Linked DNA regions of Homo sapiens: all the other regions are linked to region 4. A link is a loop called in an ENCODE intact Hi-C map of the cell type or tissue named here. Cell type or tissue: heart left ventricle. All regions are shown on one strand. Links, peaks and the distances in the headings refer to the core of each region. The heading gives the core; the rest is flanking DNA.

Region 1 (8,259 bases), core at 1,484-6,483, 59 kb before region 4:
AAATAGACATATTTCCTAATTATTTGCTTTTAGAATACATTCACTCACATCGACTGTTTCTTTGTAGTTACAATTTCTTATTACCCCTGAACCAGGCATTTCTAGATTTCTCTCAGTTGCACTATCCTTGGCCCAGATAATCTTCCCAGGAGGTGTGTGACACGTGAATAGGGAGAGACACCAAGAGAAAGATACCCAGAAGCCTTTGCCAGGCCACCAGTGTCTCCCAGAAGAGCTGGGAGACAATAGTCCTCTCACCTGAGGCAGAGCCGTTCCGTAAACAGGATCAGTTGTTTCAGGCTGGTTGATGTGAAAGAAATGTGAAAGAACATTTGCCCAATATTTGTAACATGTTACCATCCAGTAGTCTGATTCTGTGGGTTTTCAGGAGCATAAATTAGTAAATTAGTGAGGAGGTGTGATAATGAAGAGGGTGTGGTGGGTCACATCCTTGGGTGGTGCTTACAGGAGCTCCATGAATAGGTGCTAAGGAATTTGAATCCTGGCTTTCTTGTTTTGTGGACATGTTCTGCTTGTTAAGGGGTGTGTGTGTGTGTGTGTGTGTGTGTGTGTGTGTGTGTGTGTGTGGTTTTGAGCTACTTTGTTTAAAAGGCTGCTTTTAGTGTTGGCACTATGGTCCTTAAAACAAATAAGGTGTTTACAAGCAAAAGTTCTGATTGAAAGTGTTTCATTTTGTAAATATTTGGGAGATGGCATAAAGAGAAACTTGAGGTCTTGTGTGAAAACACTTTAAAGTTGCAGCTGTTGGACCAGAGGAAACATGCTTTTCCAACAAAGCTTGGTATCCTTGAGTGCCCTAGGTGTTTGGTTCAGGAAATAATCACAGAGCTTGTAACTGCTGTGGGGCCCTCCCTGGCTTCAAGCCGTGCTCTGGTATTTCCAGTGTTAAGTCTATCCTTATATTGCCGGAAACAAAGCAAGGTGTCCAACTTGGGTTAGCAAACTTGTTTTCTCTCTAGAGGGGACACCAGTCAAAATAGAAGTTCTATATTCTGTTGTGATTTTTTCCTCTTTGGATGAGGAATATGGTGACTTATTTTGGTATTACAATTTCTAACTTGGTAATAGAGGTAATATTCTAAGTGAATACCAATCTTAAGTACGCACAGCATCTGTTGTAGTGGTTTCAAGACCTCAAAGTTTAGGCCGGGCGCGGTGGCTCAAGCCTGTAATCCCAGCACTTTGGGAGGCCAAGTCGGGAGGATCATGAGGTCAGGACATCGAGACCATCCTGGCTAACACGGGGAAACCCCGTCTCTACTAAAAATACAAAAAATTAGCCGGGTGTGGTGGCGGGTGCCTGTAGTCCCAGTTACTCAGGAGGCTGAGGCAGGAGAATGTCCTGAACCAGGGAGGCGGAGCTTGCAGTGAACGGAGATTGCGCCACTGAACTCCAGCCTGGACTACAGAGCGAGACTCCGTCTCAAAACAACAACAACAACAACAACAACAAAACCCTCAAAGTTTAGAGGAAATTGATTGCACAGGTACTATTTAAGAAACTGGTACTGAGAGCATTTTCTCTATTTCTGTATGTGGCTTGGAGGTAATGTCTGGTTGACAGATCAGGCTAGGGTGGATGATACCCCTCTTGAAGATGCATTCACTTAGCAAGTGTACTGTCTTTTATGTAGATTATATTATTTAGAGTGGCTGAGGCTGCTGATAGAGACCAGCGTTGAAGTGTGGATCTGAAGTTCACCCCCTTTCTCTGAGCTGTCACCTTGTTTGTAGCCCCACTGAAACAGGGACAGACGAACATGAGATTCAAGTTGATTTTAGTGACCTATATTTCATCCAGCAGATTTTTTTTTTCAGAAATAAAAGGTTACCTTTTAATTTTTTAGTATCCTTTCCACTGTTCTAGGAGCAGGGGGAGAACAGAGCATTTCAGGGAGAGTTTGCATTCATAGTCCACAAGTTTGCATACATAGAACATGTGTCTAAAAATGAACTGAATGTTAAGTCCTAGAAGCACAGCAACAAGTGTGCAGAGCCTTCCCCATCACTCCCAATTAATCTGGGGTTACCAAATACACCCTCAGCTTTGGTGAGCTTGTTTTCCTCATTGATGTTTAAGCGTTCCTGGTTTTTACTCTGTCTGTGACTTTCTGCAGTAATGGCTGTCCACGTCTGGAATGTGCTTCCCTCTGAGTGTCTGGATTATCTTGTGCTTTCATATCTAGCTCAGGTGCCACAGCTTCCACGAAGCCTTCCCTGCCCTTCCTCCTTAAAGCACTTAGCTTGACCACACAACACTTACAGCTAATTTGATACCGATATTGTATGTGAGGTGCCTACCTCATGCCAAGCCCTTTCTAATACTTTCCATGGGCTACGTCATTGACTGCACATAATTATACAAGATAGATACTTTTATTGCCATGTTCTAGATGAGGAAACTGAGGCACAGAGAAGTTAAAGAACTTGCCTAGCTTAGGCCACACAGCCTGTAAGTGGCAGACCAGGTTAGGGACTCAAGCAGTCTAGTTCTTTATACATCCTGATGTTGCCTGGTTTCTGACTTTCCGGCACGTTATTCTTTTCTCTGCAACTCGAGTTGGGGTAATCACAGCTTCCTTTGAGTCTCTTAATTCTCAGACAGTGCTGGGTCAGTAAGTCCTGGATTAATTGAGAGTAAAATGACTTCTTCATGTCACAGGTTCTTACAGCCTGATTTTCTGGAACAGAAAATGTTGTGTGAGATTAAAAATGTTGTTTTTGAGTATTTAAATGATAAAACTTTGGAGCTCTCCTTTGCTGTATGAACGATAGACAAATTATTTGAAAAAGGAAATGCTCTTATATTACAACTCTAAATCTGTTTGGAGCCTGTCCAGCATTAGACCTTATTTGTTAAGTGAGGTAACTTTTCACTGGGTTGAATCCCTCATCTGATAAAAGATCTTCTCACCCTGAACAGGGCCACAGAAGCCTGTGTTGAGAGTTAAGAGGGCCCATAATTTCTCAGCCTCCCTCTTCCCTGTAGTCTTTTAACATACATTGTGAAAGCTCTTTTGAAAAGAAAATAATGAACACTTGAGCAGTAGTCAAACATGTAATCTAATATTGGATAGCCTTAGATATTAAAATAAACTTTTTCCCCCCACCTCAGAAGAGATACTTTTATTTATTTTTACAGTGGAGCAAATTTGGTGCCAAATAAACAATTTCTATTCTTTTAAACCATAGCCACAGTTGTGAATTAAATGGGGAAAACCAGGGAAGCAAGTTCAATTTCCAATGCAGTTGGTGCGATTTCGTGACTTACAATAGATCTTTTCCTTTTGGCTTAAAACTAGATATTGTGCCACTTAGACAATATTTAATGAAGACAATTGACTAAAACACAAGGAAATAATAGGAAAGCTATGCCTTAACGGCATATTGCCAGGAAGGGAAACATGAAAACAAAAGGCTTGTTAGCCATTAGGCTACACAATCATAAAATTTTTTGAACAGACATTGATTTCAGAAGGTTTTTCTTTTTTCTTAATCATTCATCTTGTTATACTTTTTTTTTTTTTTTTTTTTTTGAGACAATCTTGCTCTGTCGCCCAGGCTGGAGTGCAGTGGTGCGATCTCAGCTCACTGCAAGCTCCGCCTCCCAGGTTCACGCCATTCTCCTGCCTCAGCCTCCTGAGTAGCTGGGACTACAGGTGTCCACCACCACGCCCAGCTAATTTTTTGTATTTTTAGTAGAGATGGGGTTTCACCGTGTTAGCCAGGATGGTCTCAATCTCCTGATCTCGTGATCCGCCTGCCTCGGCCTCCCAAAGAGCTGGGATTACAGGCGTGAGCCACCGCGCCTGGCCTCATCTTGTTATACTTTTTAAGTATGTCATTCACCTTTAGTAATAACCTGGGTTTATTCTGTTCTATAAATTACACCAGGATTGGGGTTTTAAGGCTACCTGTATTTCTGCTGGCACACAATTAAGGTCACCTATTAAACTGGTCTTTGTCATTTTTATGTCTAAAAAAAATACCTGCAGTGTGATTGGAAAATGTTGCCTATCTGATAGACTTCCTGAATTTAGGCTTACAAGAGTAGATAGCCCAGATCCTAGCTTTGGGCATTGTTGGGGTAATACAGATGCCCATCTTTTATTTTCTGAGATAGGTTCTTATATTCTGGCTTGTTGGCTAGCTCAGTTTGTTAGTGACATACAAACCAGGTCAAGGGCATGGGTTAGCTTTGCCTTGTTTTGGAGCCACAAACTGTACCTGTAATTCTAGTCAGATTTTTTCTGTATCTTTTTTTTTTTTAAATTAATCATGCTTTTGGGGACTAGACTGTACATTGTGGACATATCAGTGCACAGCTATCACTACTAAGGGCAAAAAAAGGTGCCATATTTTAAAGCGAACTGGTAGGAAAACCCTGTAAGTGAGAGGCAAGACTGCCAGCAGCTTGCTAAGGAACCGTATGCTTCTGACAGTTGTCCTCCTGTGAAGATTAGGTCAGGACTAGGGGCAGCTTCTTGAAAGTTTGCCAAAGCCAATAGCCTTGATCTTTTTCCTTTCTTGGCAGAATGACAGATGCCATCAATGTGTGTTTGGGTGCTACTTCTGGACTTACTCTTAGATAAAGTTCTGGATATTTGTGCCCAAGAAGAAGAGTAAAGGATGGTGGTCAACATTATTCACCAGATGAGATAGATTGTTCATATGTGCCTAAGCTTAAATTTGTATTAGTTTCATAGAGATTTGGTAAAACCAAGCAGGGAAATGTTTAGACACAAGTTAGAACCCGCAGTTCTGTAACAAGAGGTTTAGACCAGGGACCCTTCTAAATCCCCAGAATGTACTACAAAATTAATTGTAAGAAATGGGCCGGGTGCGGTGGCTCACGCCTGTAATCCCAGCACTTTGGGAGGACGAGGCGGGCATATCACAAGGTCAGGAAGTCGAGACCATTCTGGCTAACACGGTGAAACCCCATCTCTACTAAAATTACAAAAAATTAGCCGGGCGTGGTGGCGGGCGCCTGTAGTCCCAGCTACTCCGGAGGCTGAGGCAGGAGAATGGCGTGAACCCGGGAGGCGGAGCTTGCAGTGAGCTGAGATCCTGCCACTGCACTCCAGCCTGGGTGACAGAGCGAGATTCTGTCTCAAAAAACAAAACAAAACAAAACAAAAAAACAAAACCCACAAAAAAACTAATTGTAAGAAATTAAAGGAAATGAAACAGCTTAAACTGAAGAAACTTGCTGCATTCTCTATTCTTGAAAGTTGGTGAAATTGTGAATATGGAAAATGTCATACATTTCTGTTCAAGGCAACCCATTTGGAATTCTTTTTTCTTTTTTGAGACGGAGTCTCGCTCTGTCGCCCAGGCTGGAGTGCAGTGGCGCGATCTCGGCTCACTGCAAGCTCCGCCTTCCAGGTTCCCGCCATTCTCCTGCCTCGGCCTCCCGGGTAGCTGGGACTACAGGCGCCTGCCACCACGCCTGGCTAGTTTTTTGTATTTTTAGTAGAGACGGGGTTTCACCGTGTTAGCCTGGATGGTCTCGATCTCCTGACCTCGTGATCCGCCCGACTCAGCCTCCCAAAGTGCTGGGATTACAGGCGTGAGCCACCGCGGGAATTATTTTTTCAAATGCAACTACAGTTAACTCATTATTAGTGGCTGCTATTTGATTTAGGCTGATGGTGGAAAAGAAACAACAATACCATTTCTGTTTGGTTTCCCCATCCTGTTTGTGTGGCAGTCATTTCTGCGTTAGAGGTACTTTGTTCAGCACTGTTGGTAATGTGAACTAAAAGTTGGAGGACATGCAATAAATAAATGCTGGAATTGAAGCCAATGGCTGAGACTGACCGCACCATGTTCTCAGAAGGTTAAATGAACAGGCCTGCTATTATATTTTCGTCTTTTAAAAATCAAGAATAGAGATTAAACTGGAAATACTCTGACCCATTTAGGGCTTGAGATTCTGTGAGTAGGTAACACTTCCAACTATGGAAGTTCTAGGAACTGTGGCAGGAAACTGCCTTGCCTATGATATTTTCTGCTAAGGGCTGGTTAAAATGTTTTTAAAAATGTATATAGTTTTATATTTAACCCAATTTCTTTTCAGGCTGTGTCTGAAGTTACGTTTCTTCCATACCTTACCTTTTCTTTCTATACTCCCTGCATTGCAGTTTGACAGTTCTGCTCCTTTGGCTTCTCTGTGGGCAGGGTGAGATGGCTGTCTCCAGTCTGCCAAGTTCCATATCTTGGGAGCCCCATCACTGACCTTACAGAAAAGCATGTCTTCCCCCCTTAACCCTCTAGCTTAGAATGAGAGCTGTGAGGCAGCTGGGAGAGGAAGGCTTACATTGTAATTCTGTCAAGCTCAGATTGTTTTTCTGACGAACAAGTTGAGGGAAGTAGGTAGAGGGGAGGACAGAGAGAGTTGCTGGGTTTCACTTATCTTATCATTTGTTTCCCTCTGGATGGCCTTTGTTTATGCTGTCTCTTCAGGCCAGGAATTCCTCCAACAGAAATCATGCGTACACTCGGGGACATTCACATTGGGGCTTCCTTCTTGTGTTTCCATTTGCTGATTTGCCTTTCTTTTCTTTTCTTTTCTTTCTTTTTTTTTTTTTTTTGAGACGTAGTCTTGCACTGTTGCCCAGGCTGGAGTACAGTGGTGCAATCTTGGCTCACTGCAACCTCCGCCTCCTGTGTTCAAACAATTCTCCTGCCTCAGCCTCCCAAGTAGCTGGGATTACAGGTACCCGCCACCATGCCCAGCTAATTTTTCTATTTTTAGTAGAGACAGGGTTTCAACATATTGGTCAGGCTGGTCTCAAACTCCTGACCTTGTGATCCGCCTGAACTCCTGACCTCATGATCCGCCTGCCTCGGCTTCCCAAAGTGCTAGGATTACAGGCATGAGCCACCGTGCCTGGCCCCATTTGCTGATTTGCCTTTCTTCTCTACAGCCTGATCCGGAAGGAGGGGTGGAAATACTTAACCTGCTTTTAATGCTTCTGTTAGGGGATAAAGAGATTTTACAACAGTGATGTGGGGCAAACATGTGGGTGACTTTTCTAATGAGGAAGGAGGATAATGCTGAGTAAATGTAGATTCAATTTACATGTAACTTCTGTTTGGTAGAGTGTTTAATCACACATGTTTGACACCTTGAATGAAATCTCTTCACCTGTCTTTTGGTGCTTTGCAATTGCACAGAGAAAAAGACACACTCTTTGATTTTAGGTTCAGTTTGGGTAATCGTGGCAATTCCTTTAAACTTTCCGGACCTCTCTTTCCTCATTCACAGTGTATTCACATAGAATAAGCTATCTTCTGGATAAAAATTCTAAATTTTTGGGAAGACAGTATCCTCTTAAAATAATGACCTCACTTATGTGGCACTGTGTACTCATCAAAGTAATATCCATTGAGTTTCCCTAAAATGGAGATCGGTGAGGGAGAACTCCGATTTTTCGCCCCCAGTTTTCAGCCTTGGCTGCCCCTGCCTTGGCATGGTGTCCTGAGATCCTGTTCTTGGCTGGAGCTAAGCCCCATGATCTGATCCCCAGTCTCTTCTCAACTGCACAACTCAGGAGTTTTGTAGGATATAAGGGATGAAACTCGACAGAGTCTTTTGGTGATCATACAGTTCTGTTTAAATTGATCATCACTTTTTAGTTTCTACTTAATTGTTTTTCTTTTTTTAAATTTGACATGAGGTCTTGAACTCCTGGCCTCAAGCAATCCTCCCGCCTCAGCCTCCGGAGTTGCTGGGATTACAGGCGCATGCAACCGTGCAGGGCTGATCACCACTTTAAACTGGAGTCTGACCACCAGGGGGTCCACAGAGTGAATGTAGCCAGCTGTCCATGTTTTGCTTGGCCAGCACAGTATTATTTTTAAAAAGGAGTGATATTTTAGTGAGCATTTATGTTCTGATTTGTCACAGACCTTACCACACTCTAGTGCCTAATGCACAGCCACTTAGTTTATGTGATATTTATCTCCTTGGCCCTTGAAGACATTGAGTTTGTGATTCCTATTTTCAACTAAATTAAATTGGGATGAATGTCTCTTCAAAGGTTTATCTAGCAGTGGGCTGGCAGATGACCCATTTTTGTATTCTAACCCAGGGTTTCCCAACATCAGCACTCTTGAAATTTGAAACTGGATAATTATTTGTTGTGAGGCAGATTGTGCTGTGCACTGTAGGATGTTTAACAGCATCCCTGGCCTCTACCCACTAGATGCCAGTAACATCCCCTCCTCCAG
Region 2 (8,259 bases), core at 1,347-6,346, 120 kb before region 4:
CCCCGTCTCTATTAAAAATACAAAAAAATTAGCCGGGCGTGGTGGTGGACACCTGTAGTCCCAGCTACTCAGGAGGCTGAGGCAGGAGAATGGCGTGAACCCGGGAGGCGGAGCTTGCAGTGAGCCGAGATCGCGCCACTGCACTCCAGCCTGGGTGACAGAGCAAGATTCCGTCTCAAAAAAAAAAAAAAAAAATTATGTGCCCTTGGATGATTGCTTAGGACACATATTGATATCAATATGCTTAGGACACATATCATCCAAGAAATTCTGCCATTTTCAGAAAAGCTAATTGATGTTTGGCTCTGTGTCCTGGAAAAAAATGGATTAATCCCCACTTCACACTAGGGATAATCTCTAAAAATATTATAAACATATTGAAGATGCCTGGAGTAAATAGAAAAGCTAGGAACTTGTGAGGCAGCTTATTTCCGTATCAGGAGGAGATCCCGTGACCATTCACATGTCTAAAGGAAACTTTCCAAGTTTTGCTTTTACAAAGCCAAGAAATTTTGCACCCCATGGTAAATAAAGTGCAACAAACAAGGTAAAAGAACTGTCTTAAGTGGTCTCATCAACTAGTTACCCACCAGGGATGACGGCTCCTGGCTTCCCTCCAGCCTGTGAACAAAGCCAGACCTCCCAGATCCCGGGCCCTGCTGACGTCTACCTTTTCTTAAGTCCATTCTTTAAGCAGCATCTTCCTGCCTATCAGGCCTGGGCACCCTCCGAGGTAATGCGGAGAGCCGGAAGAGAGCTCTACAGAAAGGGGTGAAATCATTCATGGAATCTGCAGGAATTGGCATATTTTCTGAAATGGTTCCATGCATGACTTTATCACACATATTAGCTGCCCTGGCCCAAAAGGCAGGATCGTTGTCAAGACGAGATATTCAGTTCACTGCAGAGGATGAGGACTCTAATAATAACAGTTAAAACCATTTCTGGAAGGATTCTATAATAACACACTTAGCTAACCACCTTTGAATCCACATACATAACATAAATAAGTGGAACTTTTTAAAAATGAAATAAAGTCACAGTTATTTCTTATTCTGAGTTGTGTTACATGATCCTGTTCACCTTGTGAAAAATCGTCAAGCTCTCCACTTAAAAGTGTGTGCATTTCCATATACTTCAGTAAAATGTTTCCTTTTAAAAAAAAAAGGCAGAGGATTGCTTTAGATATGTTATCATCAAATTATGATCTGTAGGGCAAATCCTGCCACCTACTGCTTTTGATGACCTGTGATCTACAAATGGTTTGTATATTTTTTAATGGCTGGAAAAAATTAGAAACATATTTCATGGCACTTGAAAATTATATGAATTTATTGAAACACACTTACATTCGTTCCTTTACATATTGTCTAGGGCTGTTTTTGTGCTACAACACCACAGTTAAGCAGCTGCAACAGAGACGGTATGGGCTGCAAAGCTTAAAATATTTATATTATTATATGTTATTTATAAATATAAATATTTGTATTCATATCTGTCCCTTTACAGAAAATGTTTGCTCACCCTTGTTCTAAATTAAAGGGCAAAAGTTATAGGACAACCATATGCAGTGCATGATTCTTGATGGTCCTAGATCAGAAAAAAAAAAAATCTATAAAGAACATTTTTGGAAACAATTTGGGAAATGCAAATATGTTTTGTATAAAAGACAGTACATTTATAACAATGTTAAATTTCCTGGTGTGATAACAGTATTGTGGCTATGTGAGAGGATGTCCTTGCTCTTAGGAGATACATACTCAAGTATGTAGAACAGGAAGAGTCTAATATTTGCAACTTACTTACAAATGATTGGGGGAATATATACAAAGAGTGCACAAATGTATCACAAATGTGATAAAATGTCAACAGTCAATAAATGTAGGTAAAGGATATAAGGGTTTTTATCCTCCTATTCTTTCAGCATTTCTGGAGGTTTGCAAGTTTCCAAAATAAAAATAAATACAACCATAAAAACGATCATTTAAAAAGAACTCACCAGTCAGGATGTAAATGATTGATCAGTGGCACATGCTGAGGGTCAATTAGTTAATACAAGTGGTTTGAGGTTTGCATCTAAACCTCTTCAGCAGTTGTATTTTGGGGGTTGTCATCTATCAGCCCACAGTTCTCATCCTTGTGGCTTTTCTGAATTCTCCTTTCTGTTTTTTCTGAGCTGATTCCAGACGGCGAGGGGCTTACCAAAGATTTACTTGTTATTTGATCTCCACATTTGTAGCAAATATGATAGTCAGTGTTTATCCTGTCTTTCAAGAAACTTTTTTTTTAATTACCCACATACAATGTGTTTTTTTTGTTTTTCCTAGTGGGTCATAGAAATCCATCATTAAGTGTCATTTTGCCTTTTAAGAATTATTTAATTCCTTGAAGATTTATTATCTCTTTAATCAGAGCAGATTCTTAACACACCAGTAATGACCAGTAATGTACCAGTAATTACACACCATTTTCAACCTATATTTCATCTGTGTATTTTTATGGGAGTTTCTTTTCTAAATTATGCTTTTGTCTGTGGGCAGTAGTTTTGCGGTTTAGGAACCAGCTGATATACAGTTTATCTTGAAAGGCTACATATGGATCTGCAAGGGCTTTGAAATTCCATTCAGAAGCACTTGCAGGCAGGGACCATAATGTATTGCTGATTCTGGAATGCAGTAAATGTAATTGTCACTCTTCGGGACCAGTCCCTTGACTTCCATGTCAGGTTGGCTCATTGTAATATAAAATCCATTTTATCACATTTATTTTGTCTCAGATTGTCAAGCAGAGGCTGTGCAGGTTGTGGATTCTCAAGGAAAAGAAAACAGCATTTGTTTTATTAATAGAGTTGATGGTTTCTTCAAAGCAAAAATGTAGATCAGAAACAAATTATGCTTTGCCCACTGGCTGAGATTTAAAATATCTCTCCAACTGTCACAGAAAAGAACTAGACTTAATTCAATGTAAAATGCATGAACCAGTTTCTAAAAATAAAATTGGAAGCACTTTAGTTGCTATAAACTTCATTCCAGGAAAGTGAGTTATATGAGTATTTTATATTGTTTTATGGGACTTGGAGATTAAAATGATTTTTGGTTGACATCGTGTCGGCTTCCTATTTGAATCAGTCCAGAATGAAGCTGAATAGAATTATAGGGGAAAAAATGAATGACCATTACTGGCAGTAAAACAACCAGGCTTTGCCAATAACATTTTAAACACATATACATACACTTTACACCCCCTCCAAATTTTTTATTGGTTATGTCCACATAGACTGAAAGTTCTACACCAGTGGTTCCTCTCAAAGCTCATTCCTGATGACTGAAACTGTTTTATGGCGTGGTCAGCTCCACAGTTTGGAGGAAGGGGGCAGTAATCATCTCTCTGTGACCCTCATATCCCCAAACTCCCATTCAAAGTCAGCAATAGGTAGTATTAACTTCTTCCTCTGCAAAGATTAAGCTCTGATGGAAATGAAATATTTGGTGAGCCCTGAACAGGGCTTTCGCAAAAGGAAGTGCAAAAGTTAAACAATCAGTCATAGGTAGTGGAATAATAGTTTATATATTTTTTCTTCTTGGCAAGTTCTTTTTATTGTCCAGTACTTCTGTCGTTTCTACCGAACCTTAACGCTAGGGCTTATTATCCCAATGAAGAAGGAACACCAAAAATCCCAGCATGAACGAAAGAATCGAATAATGGGCTCGAAAGCCTATGTTGAGTTCCAAAATAGGTTTTAGGCCTATGGCAGAGACAGATTTGAAGGAGGTTGGGGGAAGGTTTCTTAAGCTCCAGAAGGAAAAATACATGAAGCACTCAGAACATAGTGTTTTACAACAAAGTCTAATCTCTGATTGCAAAAGAACTCGTCCCAAAATATAGAGAGATGATAAGAAGACTTGAGGGAGGGAGCTGGAGAGAACATGGGGAGTCAACCAGCTAAAGGGAGTTAGTGATGTGGTCTCTGTAAGAGGGTTCCACATGCTGCTCCCTCTGGGTCCAAAACCCTAGAAAAGAAGGGATGATGGAAACCTTCAGGAAGATGCAGGAAGACAAGACAGCAGAGGACTTTGTGTCTGAATTGCTGGGAGGAAGCTGCCTTCCAGGGCACCCCATGCCAACATGGAGTAGCTGCACTAAAATGGAAAGGATGAGTCAGGTTCAAGGAGAAAGGAGATGAGACCCCACCTCATACACAGATGCCACCTTGAAGGAGCCCCTGCAAGTGATCAGGGACTTGAGTGAGCACAGAGCGAACTAAAATATCAACTTGCAGAAGAGAAAGGGAGATTCTCACAGTAGAGGCTGTGGGATGGGCAGCCACAGTCAGAGTTGAGACGGAAAAATTTTGCTGAGTTTCAGAAGCTAGACAGCCACCGGCCAATGTTGAGGCAGGAACTATGGGAAAGCAACAGGGGAGACGCCAAAACCCAGCAGAGCAATGGTCCTGCAGTGAGCCTGTTGTGAGAACAGGCTTTGAGTGACAGCAACAGTGAATGCCAGTGGAGAAGTAATTGCAGATCAAAGGTTTCTCTGAGAATGTCAAGGTTATGCATAAGTCCTCCAGAGCCTCTGACCACTCCCAGGGAGATGGGAAGGAAAAGGAAGATGAGGTGAAACAAAATGACTAGGTACCCCCAAAGAGACTGAGTTTAAGGTAAATGCAGTGGTTCTCAACCAAGGACAATTTTACACCTCCAGGGACATTTGATATGATCTGGAGACATTTTGTCGTTGGCACAACTAGGAAGGGCAGGAGGCTGCTGGCATCTTATGAGTGGAGGCCAGGGATGCCGCTAAACATCCCAAAACATGTGGGACAACCTTCACAACAAAGAATTATCCTGTCCAAAATGTGAAGAGTGTTGAGGTTGAGAAACCCTGAGCCAAAGTAACTGAGTTACTACTGTCGGCAGAAATGAGACTATGAGAAATGTTTTAAAAAGAAATTTACACTTTTGCACACCCAAATTCCTATAACTGAACACACACACACACACACAATAATACAAAGATGGAGGTTTGAAGAAAATGGGGGAGTGGAAGTTAAAATGGTAGTACACAGCCTAAGAAATGTCAAATTTTTTTTTAAGCTCACAACAGCACTTTTTTTTTTAGGCAAGGAGAAGTCTTGCTGAAAAGTTACAAGCAGTCAAAACGTGACTGTTAGTGGCACTATTTTGACCTTGTAGATTTTGCTTCTCCTTGGTCAAAAAAAGGGTATGCACACTACACTTTCCCCAGCTGGGCAAAAAAGAGGGCAGAGGAAACTGGAATAGACTTCTACTCTACTGACACTGCTCCTCAGACCCAACATCAAGCTAGAAAAGCCCTGGCTGCTCAGTCTAGTGGTTGTTGTTCCACCACTGAGTGACACAGGCCATGCTATATTTGCAAGAAAAAAATGAGCAGGAAAAACAAGTGTAGGTCACTGGGGATGAGCAGGCATCCACCCCTTCAAAACTCTGCATGGAAGAGGTAATCCTTATAAGAGGCACAGCTTACCAAGGCACAGACCCTCCAGTTCTTGTTGTAGCTGAATAAGATGGTAATATCCTGGCTGCTTGGTTCAAAGTCTGTGACTCAGCAGTGCATTCTGGTATCACAGACCTGGGGATCACCATCAAGTTCCTCTGCCTGGGGAACCGGATCCAAACCTGGATCGCCTGGCTATGATCACCTGGCTATGATTGCCTTGATCTTGGGATCCTCCAGGAGGGAAGGGTCCTCAGCCTTGGCCCAGAGGCTGTCAGGAGAGCCAAGGGGACTACAGGCAGTCACCATAATGCCTTTAGAGTGGCAGTACTGGATTAACTTCTGTGTGAGGCACAGGTGGCACTCCATTTGGTTAACTGCTGGCTTATACTTTAACCCAGGTTTGTTTAAGATCCTCTCAACCTGGAGATGGTTGAAGGTGGAGATGCCAGTAGCTTTCACCAGCCCTTCATCCACCAGCTCTTCATGGCCACCCGTGTGTCCACAATGTCAGTGTCACTGGGAACCATGTTGCCTGACTCATCCAATGGGAAGGATTCCTTCCCACGCTTAAAGCTGGCTGGCCAGTGAACAAGGTAGTAGTCCAGGTAGCCCTGCTTAAGGTCACTGAGCATCTTCTGACAGGCTCCTTTCACCAGGCCCTTCCCATGGTATGTGCACCAGAGTTTGCTGATGATGAAGAGCTCCTCACGCTTCACCATCTGCCCCCTGAGCTTCTCCTGAATGGCCACCCCTATCTCATTCTCATTCTCGTACCTGGGCTCAGTGGATGTGGCGGTACCTGATATCAATCGCCACCTTCACAGCCTTGGTCACCTGGCCTGGAGGGGACATTCAGATGCCCAGTCCCAGGATGGCCATCTTGGTGCCATTGTTGAGCATGAGGTGGCTGGCCATGGATGCAGTGCTTCCCAGACCCCTTCCCAGAAACATGCACAGAAACTTCAATATTTAAATATTAGGTAGGAAAAACCAGTAAAGAAAGACTTGGAAGAGGCCAGGTGTGGTGGCTCATGCCAGTAATCCCAGCACTTTGGGAGGATGAGGCGGACGGATCACAAGGTCAGGAGATCGAGACCATCCTGGCTAACACAGTGAAACCCCATTTTTACTAAAAATACAAAAAATTAGCTGGGCGTGGTGGTGGGTGCCTGTAGTCCCAGCTACTTGAGAGGCTGAGGCAGGAGAATGGCATGAACCCAGGAGGCGGAGCTTGCAGTGAGCTGAGATTGCACCACTGCACTCCAGCCTGAGCGACAGAGCGATACTCTATCTCAAAAAAAAAAAAAAAAAAAGAAAAAGAAAAAGACTTGGAGGAGGGACAGCAAGGTACAAAAGACACCAAGAGAGTGTATATTATCACAACAGCTAAGGAAAAAGGACAGACGAGCTCAAGAAGGACAGAGTAAACTGTGTAAAATGCCCTAAGAAGTCAAGATGATAAGCTAAATGTATAGATTAGTTGAATTCTGCTTCTTGTCTATTAGGGGAGGTGGGGAGGAATGGGATCCAGAGAACACATGAAAGGATTCACTTTAGATGGAAGAGATTCCTCCTCCACTGGAACAGGAGAGAAGAGAATAGGTGCTAATACAAGTAGGTTTATAAATTGTATTGCAATAAATTGTGAATTTCCCACTTAGGAAGCAAAAAATCATCTGCTGAAATTGAGAGGAAGAGAAGAGAAGCCAAAGAGTGTGGAAGGTTTGAAATGGCAATTATAGAGAGTGGTGGGCCAGTCAATTAAAGAAACTTGGTAGGATGCACGGGCAGCACGGAGTGCCCAGTTGAGGCTGGTGACTATGAAACTGTAGTGACAATGGGCACCTGTGTGTGATAGCGCCCCAGCACTTCTCAGCTGCTTGATGCAATCACAGAGATGACAAAATAGCTAGATTAGCCAACAGAGGGTTTGGTTAGGATCAGTGGTTATTTAACTGGGATTTGTGTCAGAATCACACTGGGAATTTTTTGGGAACACTCACACACATGCATGGACTATGTCCCTAAGATTCCAGGCTCCATAAACCTGATGGTTGGCCAGGACATTTGTGTTCTGAGGAAGTTTCCCAGTAATGTGCAGCAGCAGTTAGGAACCACTCATCAGTTCAGGTGCAACTAAAGAAGACTGACAAGGGAGTGAGCAAGAGTGATATTGGAACAATGGGCAGTAAAATCTAAGCCAAATTCAAGAGAAAGGTAAAGACACAGCGTCTCACAGGTAGGGTTAATGCAGAGATCAATAGGTAGGAGATCCCATAAAGTCAAATAACAGGACCTATATAGAAAGAGTGCTTATAGCAAGTCTTAGAAAGGGCAAATTTAGGCTGGGCACGGTGGCTTATGCCTGTAATCCCTGCGCTTTGGGAGGCCGAGGTGGGCAGATCACCTGAGGTCAGGAGTTCGAGACCAGCTTGGCCAACATGGTGAAACCCCGTCTCTACTAAAACTACAAAAATTAGCTCAGCATGGTGGCGGGTGTCTGTAATCCCAGCTACATGGGAGGCTGAGACAGGGGAATCCCTTGGACCCGGGAGGCGGAGGTTGCAATGAGCTGAAATTGTGCCACTACACTCCAGCCTGGGCAACAAGAACAAAACTCCATCTCAAGAAAAAAAAAAAGGCAAATTTAGAAGACATTTTTATTCTCATCATAACTTTTTATGGAGAAGAAAAAAATAACCTATAATCTCCCATAAAGCAGTGTTTTTGGGCCAAGCGTGGTGGCTCACACCTGTAATCCCAGCACTTTGGGAGGCC
Region 3 (8,259 bases), core at 1,466-6,465, 72 kb after region 4:
TCATGTATCCTCAACTTTCTAAAGACCATGGACTACGAGACCTCAGAGTCTCGAATACATACTTCTCTCATTGGCTGTATAAAGGCGTTAATGAACAACTCTCAAGGCCGGGCTCACGTCCTGGCTCATTCTGAGAGTATTAATGTAATTGCTCAGAGTCTGAGCACAGAGAACATTAAAACGAAGGTGGCCGTGCTGGAAATCTTGGGCGCCGTGTGCCTGGTTCCCGGGGGCCACAAGAAGGTTCTGCAGGCCATGCTGCACTACCAGAAGTATGCCAGCGAAAGGACCCGCTTTCAGGTGGGTGTTCGCTCAGCCTTCTTCACTCACCCCTTCTTTAAAGTCTGCTCAAACACGTGCTTTTCCTGTCCCTGAAAGGGGAATGTTACTTGAGATGTCCTCTTGTGGTGATTACTCACAGTGTGACTTTAAACATTCCCTTCTTCTTAGGTTTAAGAACCAGAGAATAGAGTATACTTTCAATAGTTGATGAATCTGGGCCTTTAGATTTGCAGAACTTGAAAATGTGGTCTTGCATCCTATATGTCATATAGCACACATCTTTTGAACCCACCAAACTGGGTGTTCCCTGAAAATTTTACAGCTTGCCATTCTTGAATTAGGATCAATATTAATAATTTTTCATATTTCACTATATTACTTGGATGTAAAAAGCAAGCAGAGATAATGAAGCAAAGGCTTTTGTATACATGTATGTATGATGTAAGAATTTTGAAATTAGAGTTTTTAGGACTGTTCTTAAGGAGAAAAAGGGTGGCTTTCTATGGGTCAGTGTAATCCTGTCTAAACGTAAGATTTTAAAAGTTAACTTTTTGGTGGCTCACACCTCTAATCCCAGCACTTTGGGAGGCTGAGGCAGGCGGATCGCAAGGTCAGGAGATCGAGACTGTCCTGGCTAACACAGTGAAACCCCGTCTCTACTAAAAATACAAAAAATTAGCTGGGTGTGATGGTGGGCGCCTGTAGTCCCAGCTACTCGGGAGGCTGAGGCAAGAGAATGGCGTGAACCCGGGAGGTGGAGGTTGCCGTGAGCTGAGATCATGCCACCGCACTCCAGCCTGGGCAACAGAGCAAGACTCCGTCTGAAAAAAAAAAAAAGTTAACTTTTGAGTATAAAAAAATTCATAAAATGAGCATAAGGTTAGTAACGTTTCAGTCCTTTGTTTTTCTATTTTTGATAGACATTAATTAACGACTTGGATAAAAGCACTGGGCGGTATCGAGATGAAGTGAGTCTCAAGACTGCCATCATGTCCTTCATTAATGCAGTGCTCAGCCAAGGTGCAGGAGTGGTAAGAACCTTCTACAAATTAAAAATATATTAGTAAATAATAATTTATAAAAAGTGATTATTATGTAGTCTAAAAACCACAAATATGTATTTTATTGCCATTTTACTTTCAGGAGAGTTTGGACTTTAGACTTCATCTTCGCTATGAATTTCTGATGTTAGGAATTCAACCTGTAATAGATAAATTAAGGGAACACGAAAATTCAACATTAGATAGGTAAGTCAGACTATTATGATGTGAGAAAGTTTCTGTGTTTCCCATCTGTGTAATGCAATACCTCATCAAGTGCTGGCCTGTGGTTACTTGTGCCCTGTCTGTAACATAAAGAGCTTGTATCAGAATGTTAGTTCAGCTAATGATGTTTTCATAGTAAGACTTTGTTGATGAGGGAAGCAGCACATTATGTAGAGAACTTAATGTGGGTTTTAGCATTAGACCTGAATTCATATCCTATCCTAGTCCTGCCTCTTATTCCTGTGTATCCTGGTGAAGTTACTCAATTTTTCTGAATTTTGCTGTTTTTATAACTGCAAAAGATAGTGCTGGTGGTGATGATGATAATGACAGTGATTTTCCAGGAATGATGTAAAAATTGACTATAAAACCTATGGAATTACTTAGCCCCTTTGATAGGCATTCTGTGAATGTTAATTTCCACTACCTGTTCATTTCATCGTTTGCTATCATTTCACTGAGTCTAAGCTATCCCAACTTGCTTTCAGAGCTTTTCTCTACCACGGCTCTCCTCTCCTGTATATTCATATACTCCAACATGCTCTTCTTCTTGATATTCTGTGAACACTCTTGCATCAGTGCCTTTGCGCTTGCTGTTTCCTCAGCTTCAAAAGATCTTTCACAGATGTCCAAATTGTTGGTTCCCTAGTTCCCTGGAGAGAGACCTGTTCTAACCACTGTGTGTACATTATTCACCTCATCTGCCATCATTTTCTATTTCCTTTACCCTGATGTGTTTGTCTTCATAAAATGTATCCTGGGTGTGTAGAATACATAGTAGGAGCTCAATACATATGTGACTGAATAAATGAATGGCATGATCATTTCTTTTGTGATCTTTAATTCAGCTGGAAGTTAAGTGTAGGTATATGGGCATGTTTTTCCATAAAGGGAATCCATAGTGGAATCTGAACTTGATTGTTTTTAGATTTAGTTTTAATTTAATAATTGCCTACTGTATGCTAGGCATCGTAGACTTTTAAATTTTTCTCATATTGTGATCTGTTTCGCTCAGGTGATGTCTTTTTTTCTTAGAAAGAACAAAGTTGAAGCTTTCAAATTTTGTTACATTGTTCCTTTTTGAGATATCTCTGAAAAGTCAGGAAAAACCATGATATTAATGTCCTCAGTCTTATGCACCTGTGTTTATAGGATGTTCTACTTAATAACTTTTCTTTCATTATTTTTCAGGCATTTAGACTTTTTTGAAATGCTCCGAAATGAAGATGAACTAGAATTTGCCAAAAGATTTGAACTGGTACGTATGCTTACAATTATTCTGGTTTGATTCATCAGTTCACATTATTTCTGTCTGTAATGTGTGTTGTAGAGTCCACATGGACTTTAGGGCAACCTAAAAGCAAACTCAAAGCTCTATTTTGTTTCCTAAGTGGCAGGATTAGCTTCTGTTTGCTTTGAGTTTACTTTACACTGGGGAAACTGAGGAACTTAGATGTTTGATTTGATTTCTTTTTCCTGTGAAATAGGTTCACATAGACACAAAAAGTGCAACTCAGATGTTTGAGCTGACCAGGAAGAGGCTGACACATAGTGAAGCTTACCCGCATTTCATGTCCATCCTGCACCACTGCCTCCAAATGCCTTGTAAGTGTGTTCGTGACTCACATGTGTGCTTCTGAATGTTTGGACATTGTCCTAATGGGTTCTGGCTCCTGCACAGTGCTGATTACATTGGGTGCACACCAGGGATTCCAAGCCTTGGTTTTATGACAGCCAAGTATGTGTGTCTACATGGCTTAAAGGGTGTTACAAAATTTTTTAAATGAAACAAATTAAAATTTTGATTTTAAAAATAAAAAATATGCCTTACAACCTGTTCAGAAAGGGGTAGAGGGTACCTCTCAATCAAATAAATGATCATTGCATGTCAAAATTCCATAACTTTGGGAAGCATTGGTGCAGATGTTATAAACATCTCTGGTTTGGTGGCTTTAAAGGGTGACCACCATTGACAAATATTCATCCTAGCTTAGAAACAACTTGAAGATTTTTTTTCACTATTCTTTTCTTTTTTAGACAAGAGGAGTGGCAACACTGTTCAGTACTGGCTACTACTAGATAGAATTATACAGCAGATAGTTATCCAGAATGACAAAGGACAGGACCCTGACTCCACACCTTTGGAAAACTTTAATATTAAGAATGTCGTACGAATGTAAGTCTCTTCTTATTCTGCTGCTGTGAGATAATGGTGACAATGTAAGATATTTATTTTATCCTACTTCAGAGTAACAGCTGGGAGAGCTGAAATGTTCTAGGGGTCAAATATGAGTTACTGTACACATGCACTATAGCTAAGTAACATCTGGTCTTAAATGGGTTTCAAGCATGCACTGAGGATTTTCTCTGCAGTAGACTATTTTTGTACCTGGGGAGAATGCAGTTAGCAGTGGACCTTTTATATTTTTTGTAATAAATGCTCCTTGAACTCTTACACAGGTTGGTTAATGAAAATGAAGTTAAGCAGTGGAAAGAACAAGCGGAAAAAATGAGAAAAGGTAAATAATGAGGCCCTGATAAGAGGCTGTGTTATTGGTTATTGGGTGACCTTGATTTCCATATATTTTGGAAATTTACATTGATGTTTCTTGTTAGCTTGGTGCAGGCAGCCTTTCTTTTTCCATCTTTTAAGGGCATTTTGCACTGAGTTTCTTAAATTGAGCTATTTTAGTTGTCATACTGATTCTCAAATATTTTATCCTTTTATTATAATCATGTAAATGTTTTGAAAAGCTTATAGCATTTGCTGTTCAGTATTCCTTAAATCAAATTTTCTTAACTACTAATAATTCAAACCCTTCCCCTACTCCGTCATGGCTCTTTAAATCATACTGGGTTTTAAGAAATGTAATAAGGGACTTGAGGAATTATCCAAAATTTTAAAAGAGAAGAACAGGTCACTTGGTTTCTTTTTTTTTTTTTTTTTTTTTTTTGAGATGGAGTCTTGCTCTGTCACCCAGGCTGGAATCAGTGGCGCCATCTCGGCTCACTGCAAGTTCCACCTCCTAAGTTCACGTCATTCTCCTGCCTCAGCCTCCCGAGTAGCTGGGACTACCGGCGCCCGCCATCACATCCGGCTAATTTTTTGTATTTTTATTAGAGATGGGGTTTCACTATGTTAGTCAGGATGGTCTCAATCTCCTGACCTCGTGATCCACCCGCCTTGGCTGCCCAAAGTGCTGGGATTGCAGGCGTGAGCCACCGCGCCCGGCCTACTTGGTTTCAATAACCCAATTCTGTCCATGACCTTGATTTGGTACCAGTTATAAAAAGAGAAGTCATTCAGAAAATCAGTGACCATTGCTGAGATATGTGTTACGAAACATTAGCTGGCCAGCTATTAGTGTGTATTTGAATATGTCTTTGATATTATCTCTTAGTATCAAATGATAGGAGAGACATTTATGTCCATCAGTGTACCAGCCATACAGAGAAATGTATGTAATTTTCCTTCCTGTTTTAAAATATTAACAAATTGAAGTTGGCCTCTTTGTGGAAATAATCATACTGCCAGCTACCATGCTCTCACCATACTGGTTAACTGACTTCCTTTTCCTTGTCCAAGTTATTCACTCACAGCCAATGAAATACAATAGCATTCACCCCAATATTTAATGTGCTGAAAAGCAGGTCCCAGAGATGCCTAAGCATTTCCTTTTCTCTCATCACATTTCCACTGAGCAGAAAAGCAGGGCCATAACTGATATCAGAAAATACCAATTGTGAACTAACTACTGTTATGTTACGAGTTCCTCATATGTATTCAGATTGCTCCCAAATAAGTGACATTGCACATGCATTTTAAAAAATAAATTTCAGAAACTGCTACAAAAATGATAGAAACATTGACTAAAAATCAGGGTAAAGAGATTAAACCAAAGAGAAAATAGTCAATGAGTGGATATTTTAGGAATACACTCTAGAGCATGGAGACTCAAGTGTGCAGGTTGAGGAGAGCACTTAGGATGTAAGCTTTCGAGTCATTCATTCATTCGTTCATTCAGTGAATACCTGTTGAATGCCTGTATGTGTCAGGCACTGTGCTGAGCTCTGGGTCTGAGTCTCAGCTCTCCCCCTTTCTCACTGTGTGGATGGGCTAAGTGATTTCCTCTCTTCTCCCCCAGTCTCGACCTTTGCAACCTGAGGATTAATCCTGACTCACAGCGTGGTTGTGAAGATTAAATGACAAAACAAATATAAGATCATTAGCATAGTGTCTGGCACATACTAGTTGCACAATAAATGATAGCCACTGTTGCAGGATTTAGGTGGCTGAGATGGTACAAAAGAAAATCACCAATGTCAGTGGGAGGAACAGGTTGTTTTAGTGTTTTAAAGTGAAATGATGGGTAGAGTCTAAAAGAGGAAAGATTATAGTTAAATGTTAGTTTTTTTCTAGAAGCTTCAGGTGGCAAAATTGTATTCAAGAGGGCATATTTTGTTAAAATAGTCCAAGGGTAGAAGTGATAAGGAGACAGAAGTTCTGTGGACCTAAAATGTAGAGAATATTTGGGGAGAATTCTCTTTAGGGCAGCACACCCAGGAAGTGCTCAATAAAAGCTTAGTGACTGAATGGTAAATAGATACCATTTGTGGAGAGAGTCATTTAGGCTGGAGCTTCCCAAACCTGGCATACATCAGGATCATCTAAGCCCTGTAGTCGACCTACAAAATAGACTTCTTGGAATAGTGTCTGGGGAGTCTTGAAATGCTGAAAGTTCTCAGGTAATTCTGAGACACAGCCAGCTTCATCAAAAGCTAATGACCAGTGAGAGGAAGGCAAGTTTCTAGTCCTGAAATTGTGAAAGAAGAATGAAATGGAGATAAAAGAAGGAAAATGGGATATAGAGAGGTCATTTTTGGATGTATTTCTGGAGAAGTTAGGGAGGCAACAACAGAGTGGTAGAAGTGGATTGCTGACAAAATCCAGGGATTTTAGTGGCTTGAACTCCTCTCTGTAAACTCTAATTTGGGGGAACTCAGGAGAGAGAAGGTCAGAGACAGAGAAAACAAGAATTTAAATGTGTTAGCAAATTCAGAAATAGAGACCAGCTCTATTAGTATAGCTCGGCCCCAGTGGGTTATACCTCTAGTGGATTTATTGATATAAAAAGAATAGGAATTGGGGACATGTATTTGAAATAAAAATCCGCAGCCTAAACTTTGTTAGTTCTCTTTTCCAAAACTCATCACTCCTTTCAGCAAGCTTGTATTCATTGGCAATGTGAATATGCATTATGCTGAATTGGATGCCCTGTTTTATTATAGCAGGATTGAGGAAGTCAGTAAAACTACAGCTAAGAGTCAATATTTTTCTCCCCTGTGTTACCATGATTTTCGCGTTCTACTGACCCCACTCCCCTTAAGATATTTAATACTGAGATGATAACATTTGCTTTCATATGCCTTAATAATTGTTTACTGAAAGCATAAAATACTTCAAGTAGCCTTCTGAGGGGAGATGGGAGAAGTGATTCCATCTGGGGACAAACCCTGGGTCTGACAGCAGCTCTTCCTCACAGGTGAGACCCTCCCTTCCAGCCCTTCGGCTGGTTGGATGTGAGCTGGCAAACCTAATTCATAAAAGCTGAACTACTCTTTGTCTCACTTCTAATTTGTGAAAAGAGGCCATTTGAATATTTATTTTTTTCCTTGTATTGCTAAAGGACCATTTTAATGACAAGATTCTGAATCAACTACCAAACAGTTACCATTCTCCTCCACAAGAAGTCACTCAAACTTTTGTTCTGTGTTTAGAACTGTGAGTGTAGGCTCTCTTCTTCAGTCTCTTACGTAGTTAATAATAACATTGTTCATCCGAAGCCCACTCCAAGCACAAACATCATTTAGCCTTTGAGTTGCTCCCTTTGATGGAGAAGAGGAATAATATTTACCTAATAAAGATCCTCATAATCTCTGCCATCATCCTCAGTCAATTTTCTTTTAGAGAAAATGCTTCAGCTTTGAAGACTCTCCTGTTTTCATGTCCAATTGTTTTCTCGTGTAGAGCACAATGAGCTACAACAGAAACTGGAAAAGAAAGAACGAGAATGTGATGCTAAGACTCAAGAGAAGGAAGAGATGATGCAGACCTTAAATAAAATGAAAGAGAAACTTGAAAAGGAGACTACTGAGCATAAGCAAGTCAAGCAGCAGGTGGCGGACCTCACAGCACAGCTCCATGAGCTCAGCAGGGTGAGGTCTTCCGCTCAGCTCACGGGCAGCTGCCAAGGCCTCACTGACCCTAGAGCCCCTCACCCTTAAGTAGAGAACTTCATACTGGGGGAATAAAATCTGAAATGGCTCATGATTCATCACAATTAGGAGACTCACTCCCTCTGCTATCATGTAGGCAGCAGAGGCTGTTTGGGGGTGCATTTTTAAATACTGTACAAATCTAAGAGCAAAGGAAATTGCATTAGCTTCTTAAAGTGAAAACTGACTTCATGAAAACCAGACTGTCTGTGATGGTGCAAGAAGTGAGAGAGATATGAATGCATCCCAGACAAGTACTTGAGTGTCAGGTACAAAAGGTTGATGCACTGGAGTCCATAAAGGCCCAAAAGAGTCCATTCGACTTTACCGATCCTTTAAACATTCTCAGAAGGGTGAATTTCTCTATAATAAACATTTTAGGCCAAGTTACAGACTCTTAAATCATTCAATGAATTTACTTCTTCCATTGATCTTT
Region 4 (8,259 bases), core at 1,725-6,724:
GAGCATCTTGTGCGTGCTAAGCACTTGGTTAAATACCTCAGCTGTCTTTCAGTTAATACTTGAAACAATTCTGGAAGTATATGCATCCCGTATATAGGTAGGTACATACATATTGCTACAAATACAGTTTTTAAACATAATGGTGCTACATGTATATTGTTATAAACCTTTCTTTCTTCTCTGTCTTTTATTCTGAATATGTTCATTTTTTTCATGTCAGTCCCATGGACCTAGTACTTTCTTTGTAACCCTGGGCATAGGGTTCTTTAGCACTATTTCTCAAACTTTGCTGCACATTGGAATCACCTATGGGGCTTGGAAAAATACCCATGCCTGGGCCCCAACACCAGAGATTCCGATTTTATTGGTGTGTGGTACAGCATTGTTACTGAAGTATGAGACAACATTTATTAAAACATTCCCCTACTAAAAGACACATGATTCTCTATTACAAGTTAGGAAACCTGTTTTCTATTTCACAGTCATAATGAACACCTTTGTTGATACATCTTGGTGCCTGTGTATGAATGTATCTGCAGGTCAAATTCTTAGATATGCAATCTAGAAAGTGTAAGATGTGGATCAAAGGGCCCGTGCATTAAAATAATAACAGACACTGTCAGATTGCCTTCCACTGAGGTGGTGCAATTGACTTTCCCATCCACAGGTTAGGAGATTGCCCATTGTGGGGCTGAGGTTCTTCCCTCAGTCATCTTTCACTCCGCCGTGTTTTTTTTTTTTTTTCCTTTAAGTTTGTTGTATTTTTAGAGGATCGTATATCTAAATGCTTATGAAAGTTCTCAACATGAAGGGAGGTCGGGCAAGTTCTGAGTCAAGGCGTTATTTCTCTAAGTCTTTTTAATGTCATGTCTTTGGAAGTTTTATAGCTGACATACCAACTTAATGCCTTTAATCATCAGAGAAGATGTGTAGCAATACCTCCTAGAGCCACACAGCACCTGAAACAGGACAGTGTTAGAGGCGACTGTCCTCTCTACTGCCTTATTTCTATACTTCATCTTGCATACAGTTGAAGCGTTCATCATCTTTCCATATGCCTCTTTTGAACATCCATTATGTAAAATTTGTAAGTAGAATCTTTACAAAGGGCAGGGTGCTGCTTTTGAAGGGAGTTCCAGTTTTTATAATGTGATTCTGTCATTGTTTCTGGGTGGCTTCTCCTTGCTGCATCATCAGCAGGACGCATTAAGAAAAGCTGGAGCCGAGGTGTGGTGTAGTGCTGGCCATGATGCAAAGCTCAGCGTGCTGCCCCAAATGAGTCCCTCTGAGCAGCAGGCATTGTGGAGAGACTCAAGCTCTAATTAACAGCTTGCCACACTGTAATTTTCAACTCAGGACTCACCATATACTTAGCTCTCTCTAAACATTTTTTTACATTTGTAATGGCAAACTGTGGCAGTGTCCACATGTGTTCAGAATGATCTTTCTGAGGAAAAAGTGTGAAAGCCAGCGGCCCTGGGTGCTTATATCTTGAGGGTTTGCAGTAGATTTTCCATCTTGGTAATCAGTTCACAACCACTTCTTGGCCAGAGAAGATAACCTTCAGACTTAGAAAGCAAAAGGATAAGTAGATGTGATCAGTGACTGAGGATATCAAGGGGAATCATATCAGTATTACAAATGTCAGTGTCCTTGCAGTAACTAAATTTGGTATGCAAATATCAGAGTTTTTGTACAGTTGTTTGGATTGGAATATTAAACCTGCTGAATTCTTCAAAATATACAGGAAAGCTTTTTTAAAAAAATGCCTTTTCCCGTCCTGCTCCAGAAACCCTCAGAGAATTTCCCACAATTTGCAGATAAGCTGACCAACCTGCAGAGCCCTTGATTTAGTGATGACAACTGCCCTATAGAGATTAAACCAGTCTCATGCCAGGAATTTACTCTGCTGATACACACAGGAATGTCAGAGAAAGGAATCTGGTTAACATATTTCCACCAAACAGTGGTTAACATATTTCCACCAAACAGTAGTTAACAAATAAATCCTCACCCCCAACTTTTTAATGTAGTTCCCACTTCCCTTTATAGTGTCCACTCAAAAGCCATCAAACATTTCTTGAGTACTTCAGGGTGCTAGATGGTATGAGGAGACAGAGCATCTCATTTAACCTTTAGACTATGCCTGTGAACAGTTTCTCCCTGGGCTAAGAAGCAATCTTCCCCTTGGTGTGAAACATGAATTGGCATGTTTCTTTTAATTAGTACAGCTACATGATCCATCCATTTTCTTTTTTTGCATGGGCTGCTTGGAAGCTCACACCAAAGTGTTGTGCTCTAGCTTTCCTAATCTTAGATTTTTTCGTGTACAGCCCCCTGGGTTTCTCCCACCTTGACTTTCTGTGTTTCATTCTGTGTTGAAATTTTCGTCTCATTGTGTTTTCATTGTAAACCATCTTAATTCACTTTCTTACAACAGAGGGGAGGCAAAAATATGTACAACTTTATTTTTACAGATGATAAAACTGAGTTTCAGAGGATGTAAGTGTCTTTCCTAAAGTCATTCCAAGAAAGAAGTGGTGGAGCTGTTATTTGAACTTGTGTTGCAATTCTGCGGCTGCCTATGTGATATTGTGTCTATCAGTTTTTCCCTAACTGGAAAGCACAGGCATCTTCGTGAGAAAGTTGGAGGTTTCTTAATTGTTACCAGAGAGTGAGGCTAATTTTAACCAAGAATCTTTGTTCTTTGTGATGTTTCATTTTCTCCTGTTGAAATTGTATTAAAGTAATCTTCGCATAAAAGTAGGAGAACATAAAAAGAGGAAGGTAATTAGTGAGTTTTAAAATTTGCTTTCAGTGTAAACATGAACATATAAAGACCTCTGGGCAAAATTTTGTTTCTTTATTTTCAGTTCAGCAAACTGTCATTTACCAAGTATGCCAAGAGCCATTTTTCTCCACAGAAGCCTGTGTAGAAATAAAAATTATACCTCTTTGGCAATAAAATGCCTCCATGATAAAATACAGTTATAATATTTGAGAAGGAACAAGATTGAACAACATCTGGTTTGGGGCTGTGAGGGCTGGGAGCAGTACTCACTTCCCCAGGGGACCCTGTCTAGGCCTCACCAGGGAGAGGGACTTAGTGTGACCATGAGCCCTCAGCCCAGAGTACCTCCAGTATCTTCTTTAATCCATAGTAAACTTTGCTTCAAGATATGGTAAACATAATTGTTGAAATTAAGTATATATCTATTCAACTTCGCATCTCTCAAAATTTGCCTGCATTATTTCAATTGTGAGGAAGTTAAAAAATGCCTAATAATATATTTCTTTTTTAAACAATGTCTTTTAATATTATTTGCATTTTCTATGTGGATGGCACCAAAGGGTGGACTGCTTGTTTGGGAAGATCTGAAGCCTTAAATACCAAAAGTGTGCTCCTTGTGGTAGGGGGACATTTTCAGAGGCAGCCACATTTACCTGTATTTGTGAAGACTGACTTTAGGGGTCATTACACCTGGATCATAGAGGACCAGAGTGTGTAGAGTACAGGTGATTGCCGGTATCTTGTAACATACAAGTATTCTTTTCCATGACTGCTGGCCTTAGTCTCAGATTTTTGAAAGAACTGCTGGTGATTCAGGAAAGTTGCATTCTTTTGTATATTTGTAAAGAACAAAACTTGGCCTCTTAGATGAGGGAGAGCTTTGATGTGACAAAGCTGGCTGTGGAGTTGTAATATTTTATGTTTTTGTAGCCTCCACAATTTAAATTTGTCTTTGTACGGTATCTGAGTGGATCCCTTAGAGACAGATTGGAACCCAGAGGGAGAAAATTATTTGCATTTCTTTTGACTTCAGCTTACATTTGTTTATTGACTTAACTCACAGACTAGCAACAGGTCAGCAGGGGGAGGGCACAGCTCTCTGTGAGCTGTGATGTCTTCGGGTGCTCCAAGGACACTTTGGGTTTGGCTCCTCTCCCAGATGATCTAGACGAGATGTCTTGGCTTCCAGACTCTGGTTTCTGTCACGTGAACAGCACAAACTTCCTAACTCGAGAACCTTGTTATATTGGCTTTAGGGATTTATACCCTAAACCCATGGTTATGGTATTACGTGACACAGAACAGTTGTTGCCAGCTTTTTAGGATCAAAACTTGGAGGTCCTCTTCTTTGCTGCTTACATGCAGAGTTGGGCATAGTGTTTCTGGCAGGGCTTGGAGAAAGCCTGTTAATTACATGCTGGTTGAGGCCTGGTTTGGCCTGAGGGTATGCATGGACTTCACCTGGGTGCCCTCCTCCCTTATCTAGGGAGAAAGTGGGCAGTTCTGGCTTCCACTCTGTGTCCCCTGCCTATGCTGAGGCAGAGAGAGCAGACAGAAGTAGAAAGTGTTTTCAGGATGCTAATGGCTTTTTTGAACATTTGCATATTGGTTTCCCTGTGCATAGATGCTCTCATTATTTTCCTCTTGCCTCAGAAAAGTTACTGGGTCTAGAGGACCACCTGCTGGGTGAAGTTCCAGGAGCCACTCCAAGAAGTGCCCTATTAGAACATCCTTTTGTGATCAAGTGTATGGGCAGGGCTGTCCCTCCACTGAACACACTGACTGAGAAACGCCCTTTCCGTTTCCTGATGGAGAGGATGTTGAAACCTGCGGGGAACACACAATTCCCTTTCAGACGTTTCTCCTATAAGCTTTAGACTATATCCCGTGATTTTTTTTTTAAGCTCCAAATAGTATTTGGCATCTGGTGTATTTGGGAAATGAAACCAGACATGAGGAATGTGAGAGAGGAGAGGGATGGCCAAGGAGAGAAGCAAAGTAGTTTTTTTCCTTTCACATTTTTCTTGATAAGACAATTTGGGTTAACATTATTGTGTTGTTGCAATGCAAATTACACATCAGAGCCCTCTGGAAAATTGCAAAATGTGAGGTAAACTGCAGTTCTGAAAACATGGGTGTGGCAACTAAAGTGGAGGGTCCCCCAACCTTTCTCTTTAAAGATGCTCTTATTGCATAACTCTGTTTTCTTGTCCTTCTTTTTATGGTTGTGACATGAATTCTATTGTTTCAGAAATTCCAGAGACCATTTATAGTACCAGAACAATGACTATATTTTAGTGTTGAGATTATAATTCTTAGGAAAATTCAATGTCAAATGCTGTCTATCTTGATTCATATAATAGAAGTGGGGAAGAACAATTATGGTCCCCACTGCACTTTGCAAGTGGATGTAAAAACTCTCACAACTTCTAACCAAGTTGGTGGCTCTCAGGAACTAATTGTCCCTCCCTCCCTCCCTCCAGCATATCTTGACTGCCATTTCCACTAAACCCCTCTAGCTAGAGGAAAACCTTGGCAATTGGATTCCTCAGTCTGGACAGTCATCTTATAAATGTGTGGCAGAAGTCCTGATGGATCAATTAAAATAGTCTGCATATCAGCAAAAATCTGTTTTGTTTATGCCAACCTTAACATTTCACTCATGTATTAAATACTGATTGTGTCTTGGTTTGTGGAAAACAAACTTTACTTATCACATATATTGTGACTTGACATTATCAAAGGGAAAGTATTAGGGAGGGTTTTCTTGTGGACTGTAGGTTGTTCTCCAATGTTTTATCATCATAATTATCATCATCCACATTCCCTAAAATTTGGCCTCAGTTTTTGACTGTTGCTACATTGAGAGTCTTGCCTGTTTTGTTGAAGAGCAGTACAAATGACTCTGACTTCTAGCTAGGCCACAGATGGATTGGATTTCTTACTCTTTGCTAAGGAAAATGCACCTGCTCCAGAATCTTAAGAAGCTTTTTAAATTGTTTCCTTGTGTATAGCATAGCACTAGTCATCTGTAATGTTATAGATGGATTGCAGTTTGGATGTCCCAGAAGTGACTTCTTCCTCTGCAACAATGCCAGAAGCTGAGATTAGAAGATGTGCTCTGGTTCAGGGCCCAGCTGTCATGGTGGAATTAGTCCTCTTCCTCAGGCTGATCTGATTAAAAAGAGACCGATATGGAAACCTAGGTCCCTAGTTTCAGAAGCTATGCATTCCTTCTTCATCGGACAGGAAAAGGACCAACTCCCCTCCCTGCTGTATGTCTGCACTAGACTATGATCTCCCAAAATGGCATTTTGAGTTTTCTTCGTCTGTGTCTCCAGTACCTAACACTCTGTGGGTGTATTGAGGAGGTTCAGATCATGATGGCTGAGTCAGTGAATATTTTCTTGGGCAAAATGTTGACTGAATATAAGATATTGGGGAAATGTCTAAAAGATTTTATCAGCGAGTCTCTTTTCAATGGCACTTACTTGGGAATGAGTTGAAAAACTATGCACCAGCTAGTTTGGCCAGAAACTCCTCGCTCTTGGGAAGCTGGAAAGCTGCAAATATCCCAAGGATGGAATTCATTTATGAGGCTTCTGTCAGCATCAGAAAGCTTGACAAGTGCCTAAGGAGAACTTGATGATCTGATTGGCTTCAAATGTCTTGGTGGGTTTGAAAACGGATCTGCAGACAACTATGGGAAGAACACCCAGTCACGTATCTCTGACATTCAGAGGTGAGACCATCTGTTCACTTAGGAATTTATACTTTTGCATTCAACAAACATTTGTTGAGAATATACTACGTGCCAGGGATTGACTAAAACTTAATCCCTGCCATCAGGATCTCACAGTCTAGTGGGGGAAATGGACATTAAAAAAAAAAAGGCACTCAAATATGTATATCATGCTAGAGGTGTAGAAAGAAATGTGTAACTGTCCTGGGAAACTGAAGGCCTACAAAGCAGCAGTATTTGAGCAGAATCTTGAATGGTGAGTGGAAGAGAGCCAGATAAGGAAGACACCGCAGGCTGAGGACACTGTAGACGTGTGGGCTGAAAAGTGCAACCATTGCCGAGGACTGATGAGTGCACGCACGTGCCTGCGTATGAGGCATGTTTAGGGTATTGGGAGATGTGGGCCGGAAAATAAAGTTGGCAAGGGTCAGGGCAGAGACCTCCTTCCAGCACGTAACTCCTCTGGTCTGGACCCTGCCATCTTCAGCCTCTTCCTTCCTAGCACCCCCACGACTCAGCATCCACCATGGCCCATTAGGCTTCAGCCACATTGGTCTTCCCTAGTGACTCAAACATGCCGGCTCCCCACCTGCCCTGGTCTTCACACACACCTCCTTTAACCCAGAATCCTCTTCCCCAACACTTTGCAGGGCTGGTCCCATTTTATCCATCAGGTCTCAGCTTAAATGCATGTGGTCAGGAGAGGCCATCCCTGATCATACTATCTGAAGGACCTGCCCTCCCACCACTACCACCATTGCTCTTCACGTTCTTCCTTCCATCCCCTATAACATGAGCCAACTTCAGGAATAATGTTTTAGTTTTCTTGATTTTTTTCCTGCCTTCCCCAAAGCACACAGGCATCTTTTCTCATTTTCATCCCTCTTCCCTTAGTGCCCAGCACAGTGTTTGGAATATTTGGCTCATAATTTTTACTTGATAAACATTTGACTTAATGATGAAATGGATGGATATGATGGGCTGGGGCAGCTGTTGTTACTTTTATGATGTATGGGCTTCTCCGCATAAACATCTCTACCTTTACCAGCAAATCAAGTGTGTTTGGGCATGGGCAGCATTCAGGGTATTGGGAGATGGGGGCTGGAAAATCAAGTTGTTAAGGGCCAGTGCAGAGACCTCTTCAGTGTGTGGCCCCTCAAACTTCTGTCTTCCTGATGGCCCACCTCCTTCCATCTTAAGTCTCACCTATGAAATGGGGGTGATGAAATGAAGTGATAGTCTCCTCTTAAGTCTTACCTGTGAAATGAGAATGATGAAATGAAGTGATGGGTGCGAATATGCATATTAAATCATATATACTGGGCAGTTGTTGGGATCACTAGTCAGTGAAGTGCTAGGGAAGTTAAGGTGGGCAGGTTCTTCTGAGGGGTCCAGCGGAATGATTCCTTTTGTTTCCTGTTTTGGTCTGTATCTGAAAGACTAGGCTCTGAATAGTGGAGCTCCATATATGGGGAAAAAATGGATGCCTGTTGGAAATCTCCAACACATGCCATCATCTAGAGTTTAGGGATGGGTTTAATAAAGGACCTTGTATTTGGGGATCCATGGAGGAGCCAGCATAAAATCTTGGCCTTTGGGTTTCACTGAGGCTTCCACATACAAATTACCTGTCAAAGGCAATATTTTGGTACTTATTGAAAGGATTTCAATTAGGTTCTTAAGTATAGTAGACTCTGTGTCTTATTACCCATCTCCGAAACTAGCC

Evidence for each region. A loop is a pair of places that touch in the nucleus more often than their neighbours do. Peaks named below come from ENCODE experiments on the same cell type or tissue, not always from the same donor. Only the 100,000 strongest peaks of a DNase experiment are listed, where the experiment ranks them.
Region 1: it touches region 4 in a loop (6-fold over the local background); 33 of 110 quality-filtered maps call a loop at or near these places.
Region 2: a loop joins it to region 4, with 2.0 times the contacts of the local background. A loop is called at or near these places in 6 of 110 quality-filtered maps.
Region 3: it touches region 4 in a loop (2.5-fold over the local background); 6 of 110 quality-filtered maps call a loop at or near these places.

What each region holds. Positions count from the first base shown.
Region 1 is chr14:59,191,607-59,199,865 of GRCh38, forward strand. All of the region lies in intron 1 of DAAM1 (dishevelled associated activator of morphogenesis 1), which reads left to right. Among named protein-coding and RNA genes, the nearest start is that of DAAM1, 7.1 kb to the left of the region's middle. In heart left ventricle, for the core only: no CTCF peak of the experiment used is centred there; no DNase peak of the experiment used is centred there; H3K4me3 peaks cover 1,036 bases; H3K27ac peaks cover 2,997 bases.
Region 2 is chr14:59,130,026-59,138,284 of GRCh38, forward strand. It overlaps the pseudogene AKR1B1P5. Among named protein-coding and RNA genes, the nearest start is that of DAAM1, 55 kb to the right of the region's middle. In heart left ventricle, for the core only: a CTCF peak has its summit at 3,354; no DNase peak of the experiment used is centred there.
Region 3 is chr14:59,322,926-59,331,184 of GRCh38, forward strand. It overlaps DAAM1 (dishevelled associated activator of morphogenesis 1), which reads left to right. Exons shown (of 25, transcript NM_001270520.2): 6 at 1-300; 7 at 1,203-1,313; 8 at 1,426-1,529; 9 at 2,739-2,805; 10 at 3,035-3,152; 11 at 3,585-3,723; 12 at 4,008-4,066; 13 at 7,576-7,763. Among named protein-coding and RNA genes, the nearest start is that of GPR135, 140 kb to the right of the region's middle. RefSeq lists enhancers at 7,641-7,690, 8,093-8,259. In heart left ventricle, for the core only: no CTCF peak of the experiment used is centred there; no DNase peak of the experiment used is centred there.
Region 4 is chr14:59,250,707-59,258,965 of GRCh38, forward strand. The region is part of intron 1 of DAAM1 (dishevelled associated activator of morphogenesis 1); the gene reads left to right. Among named protein-coding and RNA genes, the nearest start is that of DAAM1, 66 kb to the left of the region's middle. In heart left ventricle, for the core only: a CTCF peak has its summit at 3,878 (motif pointing right); a DNase peak (open chromatin) is centred at 3,895; H3K27ac peaks cover 4,072 bases.